2 separate regions of the Homo sapiens genome follow, and region 2 is linked to region 1. A link is an interaction called in ENCODE POLR2A ChIA-PET data of the cell type or tissue named here. Cell type or tissue: OCI-LY7. All regions are shown on one strand. Each heading gives the region's core, and the rest is flanking DNA. Links, peaks and the distances in the headings are about the cores only. Region 1 overlaps MXI1 (MAX interactor 1, dimerization protein). Region 2 overlaps SHOC2 (SHOC2 leucine rich repeat scaffold protein).

Region 1 (5,379 bases), core at 259-5,258:
GAGGTTGAGTTTTCTTGGAGGAGGGGTTCAAATTAAGTCACATTGTTGACTGTCTGCTGTGTGCAAGGCAGGGGGGATTCCCTAGGAAAGGCAGGTACATTCTCCCAAAACTCCAACTGATGTGAATCTCTACGGATCACAAATTGAAGGCCTCCAGAAATATTAATCATGAAGGCTGTGATCCTATTACCACAAATTCAGAAATTATATGTAAATAATCTCTGACATCATCACCTATATGCATTTTGAGTCCAGTGGAAGGGTGGGAATTAAGGACTGACTAATAAGTAGAAAAAGATCTTGGAAAAGGTTAAAACTAAAAGAGAAGAACAGATCCATAAAGGGATGTTATGTGCATAAGAGCCGACTGGCAGGTAAGTGAAACAAGCTGTGAGAGCAGGTAAGGTCTGGAGGAGAGAAATGGGCTTCCTAGTGTCTGGAGGAGGTTGCTTTGGAGGCAACACTTAAGATAGGGAAGGACGATCAGATGAGAGTAGAAAGCCATAAGGCTCCTTGGAGTGGATCACCTGGGTTTGAGGGTGGGGTGCTTTCCTAGGGGCACGGACAGCCCAAGAAACAGCCTGTTCCTCCTGGTAGAGGAAGCTGCTGTTGTGTGGTGTCATTTGGCCCCACCCTGCCTTCTGACTTAATCTCCTCTTCCTTGCCCTGAAACCTCTGTGTCTGTACAGCAGATCCACCAGCAAGCAGGCTTCACAGTCGAACCTCTGTGCTCGACTTAGACTCTTCCACTGTCTAGAATGCTTTCATTCTCTTACTCCCCTAGGGATATCTGTATCCTACCTTCTCTTCAAGACTTAGATCAGTTTCCACCTCCTCCAGGAAGCTTCCCCTAGCTATTTCAGCCCATTTGGCTCTATTTGTTAAGTCATTGTACTTGAGAGAATGAAACCTTTGCAGTCACATGGAGCAGGGCCCAGCTTGCTACTCTACTGCTTACTGGCTTTGTGACTTTGGACACAACTTACTTAGCCTGAGGTTCCATTTCCTTTTTGCAAAATGGGGATAACAATAGTATGACCCTCATATCATTGTCAAACAACTCAATGAGGCACTGCACTTAAATATTTAACGTACCTGAGATATAATAGGTGCTCAATAAATAGCAACTTCTCTGAGCTTTGATAATCAGTACCATGCACTTCTCTACTTGCTTCCTGTGTGTTAGCTTTACCTTTACAAGGAGTTTATTAGTAACTTAAGAGAAAAGATCACTTACAGTATTCAATGCATGTTACCCATTGCATATAGCACACCACTGGGCATACAGTAGTAGATCCTTAATATAAATGTTTTGATTGGTTAGATTTGTCATTTACTGCTAGCTATGGCACGAGGATCAGGTTTGGAGGCCAGGGGACACGTGACAGCCTTTCCGAAGATTTGGAGACGAGTCAGAAATACTGATCTCCAACTCCCTTGGGTGGTGAGACCAATCCCTGCAAGAAGATGATAGTTCAGACCTGAAGAGCTGAGACTGCATCCTGTGAACAGCTGTGACCCTGAGAAACAAATAAGAAAGAAGGAGACTAGAGTGACTTCTGCTGAAATCGAGGGCTTTGATGGCAACTAATGTTCAAGCTGGTCACGTTTTTGCATGGCAGCAATCTTATGAATTCATACATTCTTCAAATGTACATTGAATGTCTACTATGTGCAGATGCTTCTTTCTGAAAACTCTGTAGGTTGAAGTATGGTGGGGGTGGAGTAGGGTATTTGTCTTTAGTGGAGTTATGTGAAGAGCATTCTTAAATCAGGCCCTATTTCCTCTGCATCCCAAATTATGTTCCCCAGATTCAACTTATTTTTTCCAGTTTTAAATATGATCTCTGCTGACTGGTAAATACCAGAAGAAGGCTTTTTTGAGGATATTGTTACGGCTTTCAGAATCACGGAGCTCCCAAGGACTGTGTGTCCTGGAAAGGAGATCCAGGGAAAGGGGACAGGGCCTTGGAAGTTAGAGAAGTTGAATTGAGCCATTCCTGGTTTGGGAGCAAAAAGGAGGCTCCATTAGCTACCAAGGCAAAACAGTAGCTGCTCATCCATCTCTCATCTCTGATGGAAACAGTCTCCCACTGACACATCCAGAAATGGGGATTCATCTGGAGATGCCTGGGCAAAAGTCTAGAGGTGAAACTGAGGAAAATGAAGAGGGTGCTGGCGTGCAGCAGCAGCAACTAATTGTATGGCATAATATCAATAATGGCTACAATTTATTGAACACTGACTATATTCCAAGTATGGGGCTATGCATTCATTATCTCCCCTGATCTTCACAACAACCTTCTGATGGATGCAATTTTATTACCCTCTTTTACGGAGGAGGGAACTGAGGAGCAGGGATGCCAGGTAATTTGCCCAAAGGATATATAGCTAGTAAGTCGCGGAGCTGAGTTTTGAACTTAGGCCTCTGATTCCAGAGCCTGTGCTCTTAACCATATACACATGTACTCATTTCACAGCCAAGGAATGAAGTCCAGAGAAGTGAAATGACTTACTCAAGGTCACCCAGGAACCTGAAGCAGAGCTGGTATTTGAAACACCTTGTTTATTGTCCAAGGTCTTCCTGCACACACCTTGCTTAGAAAAGGTTTCGAAGTGAGGCTGGAGTCAGAAGAGCCAACCAGAGAGGCTTTTTTTCTTTTTTTGTCTTTCAGAGTTGTTCAACTCTCCTGGCCTTAACTCAAGTTTAGGGCTCCTAGGAAACACCACCCCCCTCCTGCTGCCTTTCCCAAGTCTGTCCTCTGGGCATATTAGAGGACTTGGGGCTGTTGCTATGGTACTGGGGCCAACAGCAGGTTCATCAAAAGCCGGGTCTTTTGCCTTTTGAAAAAAAAACCCAGCCCTGCAGAAGCGAATTGGCCACAAAGATTTGCATCAGTCATTGTGGCTTGTTCTGTTTTAGATCCCCCTGCCTCCCTACCCCACCCCCTCCTCCCTACCACCACCACTTTCTATAAATACAGTTGGATAAATATTGATTTAAACTGGGTTTCTGGAGGAGAAGCACATGCTTGCCCTGGCTTGGTCTTCACTTAGATACCACCAGTATGTCAGGCCTGACACACCTAACCCCCGACAGCTCTGGCTTCCAAATGTCCTGTTTTGGGGAGATGAATTGTGGTTTTGTGGCTTTTGAGTTTTTTTTTTTTTTTTTAAAGGAGAGAAAGAAAAAGAAATAAAAAAGTAACAACCCAGCAAGAAATGGGAGTCTTCCTGCAGAATGAGGAAAGCAATTTTCAGCAGGCAGAAATGGGGGAGCTTTATAGTAATATGGCCTCCTGAACCATTCTTCTCCCTTCCCATTTTTCTTTCTGCTCCACTTCAGTTTTTTTTTTTGTTTTTTTTTTTTTTTTGAGATGGAGTCTCACTCTGTTGCCCAGGCTGGAGTGCATTGGCACAATCTCAGCTCACTGCAACCTCCACCTCCTGGGTTCAAGTGATTCTCCTGCCTCAGCCTCCCAAGTAGCTGGGACTACAGGTGGTTGCCACCACGCCTGGCTAATTTTTGTATTTTTAGTAGAGACAGGTTTTCACCATGCTGGCTAGGCTGGTCTTGAACTCCTGACCTTGTGATCTGCCCACCTTGACCTCCCAAAGTGCTAGGATTACAGGCGTGAGCCACCACACTGGGTCCAGGTTTTGTTTTTAAAGGAGGCAGGTATTAGCACAGAGCATCAGGGCCAGAAGGAGCCCCAGAGGTCACAGAGCATCCATCATCTGTACAGTCATGGAGTCTGAGACCCAGAGAGGGACACTGGCTTGCCCAAGATGACACAGCAGAGGCAGAACCAGGTCCTTCTGGGCTGTGTTCCCTCCTACCTGATACGAGAATGGGTTCCAGGTAGAGTCCCAACCTGGGCATTTGTTTCACAGGTCCAGTGCTCATAAAGTCAGCAATTTTCAAACCTGGTTTACTGATCCCAGGGTGTGTCCGGTTATTGCAAAGGTCATTGCAACATTCTCAATAGTCTTTCAAAATGAAGCTAATTTCAATTTGCCATACTTAGAAAAATACTATCTTTTACATTTGGGGGCTGGGAGGAGGGAGGAGCTAGAAGGTGGTGGCAGTGATGAGGTGGCTATCCCAAGCCTTGACTGAGGAGGAGGAATTCAAGTCTTGGAGGATCCTTCTGGAGGTGGAGCTCTAGGCTCACAGTGGGGAGAGAGAAAAAAAAGAGAGGGAGGGAGGATGGAAGGGAACGGGAGAGGCTTCAATTCCCTGTCCCAAGGACAGACACCTGCTCTCTGGCTCTTCTAACTTAAAGGAAGCAATTGTCTCTGATGTCATTGTACCCGAGTGGCCTGGCTAGAGGTGTTAAAGCTGTCAACAGCTGACTTGATCTTTGTGGTCAAAAATAATGGGCATTTGCCATCATCATGCTGAGCAGGAGGCTCCTTCTTTGCTTCCTCATCTTGGCAGAAGTGTGCTGGGCCCCTTGCTTATGAAATGTTTTGAAAGTTCAGGTGACCCTTGGTTTGAGCAGTACGCTCCAGGGAATATATGTAAACAGAATCCTTTTTCAAAAAAATTTAGAGAAACTCTCTTGAAAAGCCCTTGTGGCAACTATTTTGGTAAGATGTGGAATTATGTTGTGAGCCATTCTCCCTAAATTTGTGTTTATTCATTCATTAATTAAACCAGTACATAAGGAGTACATACTTGCTTAATGGGAGGCACTGTGCTAGGTCTTGGAGGTAGAGTCCTTGCCCTCATGGAGTGTATTATTCCAGTGCCAGGTTTTAGAGGTAGAGTTCCTGTCTTCATGGAGTGTACTGTTCCACTGCCAGGTTTTAGAACTTCACTTGTCTTAAAGTGAACCCCAACAATGCAGGATGGCATTTGACTTGAGTATTTTTGTCTTTGGTTCTAGCTATCATTATAGACAGAATAAAAATTTAGCCTGGGCTTCCAAAAGGAGTAGTTCTTTCCCTCCCTGTCTCCCCTATCTGTGTTTAATGTTTTTTTTTTTTTTTTTTTTGGAGACAGGGTCTTGCTCTGTTACCCAGGCTAGTACAGTGGCACAATCTCAGCTCACTGCAACCTCTACCTCCTGGGCTCAAGTGATCCTCCTGCCTCAGCCTCCCGAGTAGCTGGGACTATAGGTGTGTGCCACCTTGCCCCACTGATTTTTTGTATTTTCTGTAGATACAAGGTTTTGCTATATTGTCGAGGCTGGTCTCGAACTCCTGGGCTCAAGCCATCGACCCACCTCGGCCTCCAAAAGTGCTGGGATTACAGGCATGAGCCACCGTGCCCGGCCTACAATCCTTTGTGTTTTTGTGTTTGTCCTTGTAATTTCTACAGATGTTTTTTTTTTCTTTCACTGCCTGAGCTTAGGAAACTGTGTAAGCAACCTT
Region 2 (5,379 bases), core at 208-5,207, 740 kb after region 1:
TTGATAGGTTTGATGTGTATATATATTTAAACCTACCATCTTATGCCACATATTTGGTGGATTGGGGGGAATAGAAAAGGAAATATACTTTAAAAATGGATATCTGGTGATACCTCTTCTATAGTATAAAAAGGAAAATTTTTAATTATATATAATTATTACTTTTTAATATATTTAACCTAAGTGAAGTCATCTATCTTGGTTTATTTTATTTTCTAATTTGGGTTGTCTATAAGCACTGATTTAGTTTTTGTTGACCAAAAATTTGTTGAAAAATTACATTTTTATTCTAAATAATTTGTATTCAGGAAAAGCTACTGTTTGCCTCTTTTTAAGGAAAAATAAGTCCATTGTTTTTGTGTATAATTTATTAATGTTTATATTCCAATTTAGTGTTCACAGTATATACTGTTAAAATATTTACTTATATTAATATTAAATATTACAAATTTAATTTCTTTTTTACTAAAAGATATTGTCCTAGAATAGAAATTGAAATATTTGAATTAATTACATGTTTTATTTTCTGATTATACATTTTTTAACATGAGAGAGGCAGCTTGGTTAGGGTGGCAGGAGTATATTGACTATGGAATCAGAAGACTTGGTCATCTAGAATCATCTCATTCACTACCTAGTTATATGATAAATGTTTATGTTAGCATCAAAATAAAGGGGTAGTATCAGCTAGCTTCTTTGCAGCAGATTCTCAAGTCACTTTGAAATTAAAAGTGCCTTTGAAATTAAAGTTTAAATGTTTTGTTATTTTAATATGGGTCTTAACTACTATAAAACAGGAACTGATAAAGATGCTAACAGTATATTTGTGAACAAGACAGACAAGGTCCCTTATCTTATGGAAGGAAGTCTTACAGAGCTTACATTCTTGCAGGGAAATGGGATGTATCATAAGCAAATAAACATAAAAGAGTAAAGTAATTTCATATACTAATAAATGTTATGAAGAAAATAAAACAGGATAGATGGTCAGAGAAGGCTTTATTTAAGGGGTGAAGCTTGAGGTGAGTCCTAAATATTATAAAGAGTCAGCCATGTGAAGACTGAGGAAGAACATTCCAGGCAGAGGAAACACAGACAAGGGCTTGAGGTAGGAAAGAAATTGATGTTTTCAAGGAACAGTAAGAGCAGTGTGACTGGGGAATAGTAAGCCAGTGAGAGATTGGTAAGAGGTAAGGTTGAAGAGACAGGCAGGGAAACCTTTTCCTAAAATATGTTAATTTTGAGATTTAATGGGGCAACTCTAAGATGTCTTTTCTTTACCTAATATTTGAAAAATTAGCCATTTCTAGTCCTCTGTAACATTTTGTGCTGCATACGGCGGTTAGAGAATTTGAGCAGGAGAGTAATATGAACTATTTGGATAAAAAGTGCTTTGTTCACTTTTTGGAGAATGGATTTAAAGTATGTGGGAATCAGCAGGCCAAGGTAGGAGACAAGGTAGTTCAAGAGAGAGACGATGAGAGCTTGGAGTACGGTGAAGGCAATGAATGTGGAGAGTAGACGATTTGTGATTCATTTTGACTAAAGTCCACCATGTTTGCCAAAGGTTTGGATATGGGAAATTAAGGAAGGAGGAATAGGAATAACTCTTAAGTTTCTTAAGTTTCTTGCTTAACTGAATGTTGTCTTTTACTGAAATGGAGCAGTTTGGGATAAAGATCTGATTTTGGAAGGAAATCAAGTTTGATGCAAATGAGGTAGGTTTTTAGTGAGATTGGGGGGGAAATCTATTGATTATCTCAGTTCAGTTTAAAAGACATTTATTGAGGTCTCTGTATGCAGAGTTTTGTGTAGACTCATTAACTGCTGACTTAATAAATTCATACTTGCGGTATCACGTGTGGGACATCTGTTAACCTGTAGTGTGAAAGGGAACTTCAGGGGGAAAATAGAATCTTTTAACCAAGAAATACATAATGTGACTTTGTGTCATTGCTCTGTTTTCTATAATTTTTGTTTCAACCAAAATATTATAATTTCTTTTTTACTAAAGTACATTGTCCTAGAGTAGAAATTGAAATATGAGACTTAATTACATGTTTTATTTTCTGATATTACAATGTTCATTCAACACTGAACAAAGTTCCTGTTCTCGTTGAAGAGTTAGGAGGAAGGAAGGGTATAAAGACATAAGGAACAATTAAGCAAATAAAATAATTTTAGATAATTTAAAGGTCATTGTCATCAAAATTGGAAGATATGACAGAGTTGTAAGTGATGGAAACTTATTAAATATATGCTTTTTAATTACATGGGTCACACAACCCAAATATATGGCTATGTATGGGTAGCACATGCACCAACATATGTAGAGAATTATAGACTTTGCAGAGTCACCTGTAATAGCTTCCTCTGGTATCTGCATGTGCCTAATTGCCTGAAATGACTCCTGTGGATCCAACAGGTTTTTTACATTTCATGTCTTTTTTTTTTTGAGACGGAGTTTCGCTCTTGTCACCCAGGCTGGAGTGCAATGGCGCTCACTGCACTCTGCCTGGAGTGGCTGGAGTCTCGGCTCACTGCAACCTCCGCCTCCCGGGTTCAAGTGATTCTCCTGCTCAGTCTCCCAAGTAGCTGGGATTACAGGTGCGCGCCAGCACACCTGGGTAATTTTTTTTGGTATTATTAGTAGAGACTGGGTTTCACCATGTTGGCCAAGCTGGTCTCAAACTCCTGACTACATTTCATACCTTAAGACCACTCTGCTTCTTTGGATATAGCTGCTTGCAATTCTGCTGCTTTGCCTAATGTCCTGTGATACTTTGCTGCTTTTTAAAAAACCTTTGTTTTTCACAGCAGTGCTCCTTGTCCTAAAATATGTTGAAATTGTGGAATAAAAAGTTTAAGACTTTTCCAGTTTGAAAACTCTTCTTACATGTTAAAAAATGATAGTCTTGTATAAAATGAATGTTTTAAATCTTACATTTATCTTGATCTGCTTGGGTTTAGATTGTCTGCCTCTGTTACCTTATATAATCATTGTGTTTTTCATGTTTATGAGAAATAAAAGAAAAAATAAATGATTGGGCCCTAGGAAAAATCCTTTTTTTTTTTAAATAACAAAGTATTCCGTTTAATGTTCCTTTTAATATATTGCCAGTGAAATATCTCGTAAGTAGCTTCTTCTTGTAAGAAAGTTAGCTATATTTGTAGCCTCTTTAATTGAAAGAAAAGGTTCTAGCTGACCTGCAGAATTAGACATCAGGGTACCTTTTCTGGTGAACCTGGAGCTTTGTTCAGAGATCAAGAAAACAAGCTCTTTATTGGGCATTTGCCCTAAGGCAACATTAACTTAATAGATATTTTCTTCCTGTAATTTGCTGATCTTTGTATTTAAGTTTGGAAATAGCAATATTCATAAATGGGTACCTTTGGTTGTAGTATTGTTCCATGCTTTCATACCATTTAAATGGTTCATCAAGATAAAATATGTTATTGTAGTCAGCAAGATTGGTTAGAATAGTGCCCTGAATATCAGTAGCTCTGTATTCTAGTTTCAGCAACTCAGTGACTCCAATATGTGCTTGAGTAAATCAGCTCATTTCTTTACTTCTCAAAGTCTTAGGACTGTTGTGATTGAAAGCTTATTGCTTTGTTTTGCCATAATTTACTATCTTTTTAGCTTTTTAATGCTCGTCTGTTATACCGACTCTTTGACTTAACATAGTTTTTTACCTGGTGTGTATAATGCCGCATGTATATGTTTGTGGATAAATGTAAATTCTCCTGCAGGAAGAACATCAGATTCTTAATCATGAAGATACCCCCCCCCCAGCCCACAATTTCCAACTCACTCTTCCAGTTTCTTGATCACTCCCTTTTCCTCTAATTATCTAAGAAACTAATGGCTTATTAGGTTCACTTTTTTCTCCTTACCAGCCCAAACTGTACTGTCTGGTCCCTTATTTTTCTGCCACACTTGCCCTGTGAATCCCCTCAACTTTAAATTAATTTAGGAATACAATTTAGATTGCCAAGTACAGTTTTGGAGATTGATGCCACGACAAATTAATGATATCAAAATTTATCAGACTCAGCAATTTTATTTATCTCTGGTCTATGTCCTCATACATTCCTTTTACTTCTTTCATCAACCCCTTAGCAAACTTTGCCTTTCATGTTCTCAACAGATTAATTTGCTTCTGTTTCACCAAACAAATATGATTCTGTATGTAACTGGAGATGATAATCCCACTTAACTCTCTTATTCCTCCTCCCTTCAAACAAACTTGTCTGTAGCTGAATCCATTCTCATTTTTTAATTGAAAGGAAAAAAGATCCGTCTTCTCTAAGGCTAAGTTTTCTGCCAGTATGCTACATATTTTTGACTACTCCTTCCTTCTAAAATTTAAATAGATGAACTGGCTGCTGCTTTGACAATACCCTTTCCTAGTTTATGTGTACCTCTGTTTCTCTTTGAGGCCTTTGTCTTCCATCCATTTCTTTCTTTCTTTTTTTTTTTTTAAGACGGAGTCTTGCTCTGTTGCCAGGCTGGAGTGCAGTGGTGCGATCTTGGCTCACTGCAACCTCTGTCTCCCAGTTCAAGCGATTCTTCTGCCTCAGCCTCCTGAGTAGCTGGGACTACAGGTGTGCACCACCACGCCCAGCTAATTTTTGTATTTTTAATAGAGACGGGGTTTCACCATGTTGGCCAGGATGGTCTCAATCTCCTGACCTCCTGATCCGTCTGCCTCAGCCTCCCAAGATGCTAGGATTACAGGCGTGAGCCACTGCACTTGGCCCATCCATCCATTTCTAAATATTTATCTTCCCCAGAGTACCAGTATCATCTTCTACATGCGTTTTGTGGATAGTCTCATCTGAAACCTTTGCTGTTGACACCAAAGCTGTATCTTTATTTCTAGCCCAGACCTCCCTCCTTTATTCTAAAATCACATTTTCAAGTGTGGACTAGACTAGAATCTAAGTATAAATTTGTTCAAAATTTTACTAATTTTCTTTTTTTTTTTGTTCCCTGTCTTGAATAATCATGCTGCCTCCACCTGATTTAAGCCGGCTACTCAGACATTACCCTGAATCCCTTCCTTCTCCCTACTCCTGTTCATCCCCAACTGCTTTCTGTTTCTAGAATTATTCCTATATTTTCCTAGTACCTTTGTAGTTTAAACCAATTGTTCTCAAGTACATCAGACCTAATATCCCATTTATGCAACATTCTGTAACACTTCCTTACTCTTAAAATGATAGTAACCTACATTATTTTTAAAAATCTATGTAATTTCTTAAAGGAGATATATAAGAAAAATATTGTACATTTTATATGTTATGTAAATGCTTAGGCACAATGATATTAGAAAAAAATGAAGAATTTATTATACATTTTATGTTTCAGTATTT

The links. ChIA-PET counts read pairs that join two places held together with the same protein. Peaks named below come from ENCODE experiments on the same cell type or tissue, not always from the same donor. Only the 100,000 strongest peaks of a DNase experiment are listed, where the experiment ranks them.
Region 2: POLR2A ChIA-PET joins it to region 1 with 5 read pairs; 3 of 35 experiments call an interaction of 5 or more read pairs at or near these places.

What each region holds. Positions count from the first base shown.
Region 1 is chr10:110,211,686-110,217,064 of GRCh38, forward strand. All of the region lies in intron 1 of MXI1 (MAX interactor 1, dimerization protein), which reads left to right. It overlaps LOC105378480 (a long non-coding RNA gene), which reads right to left. Exons shown (of 2, transcript XR_946315.4): 2 at 1,183-5,379. Among named protein-coding and RNA genes, the nearest start is that of MXI1, 6.8 kb to the left of the region's middle. RefSeq lists a silencer at 2,910-2,959. In OCI-LY7, for the core only: no CTCF peak of the experiment used is centred there; DNase peaks (open chromatin) are centred at 666 and 2,886; H3K4me3 peaks cover 1,900 bases; H3K27ac peaks cover 826 bases.
Region 2 is chr10:110,953,749-110,959,127 of GRCh38, forward strand. All of the region lies in intron 1 of SHOC2 (SHOC2 leucine rich repeat scaffold protein), which reads left to right. Among named protein-coding and RNA genes, the nearest start is that of MIR548E, 32 kb to the right of the region's middle. In OCI-LY7, for the core only: no CTCF peak of the experiment used is centred there; no DNase peak of the experiment used is centred there.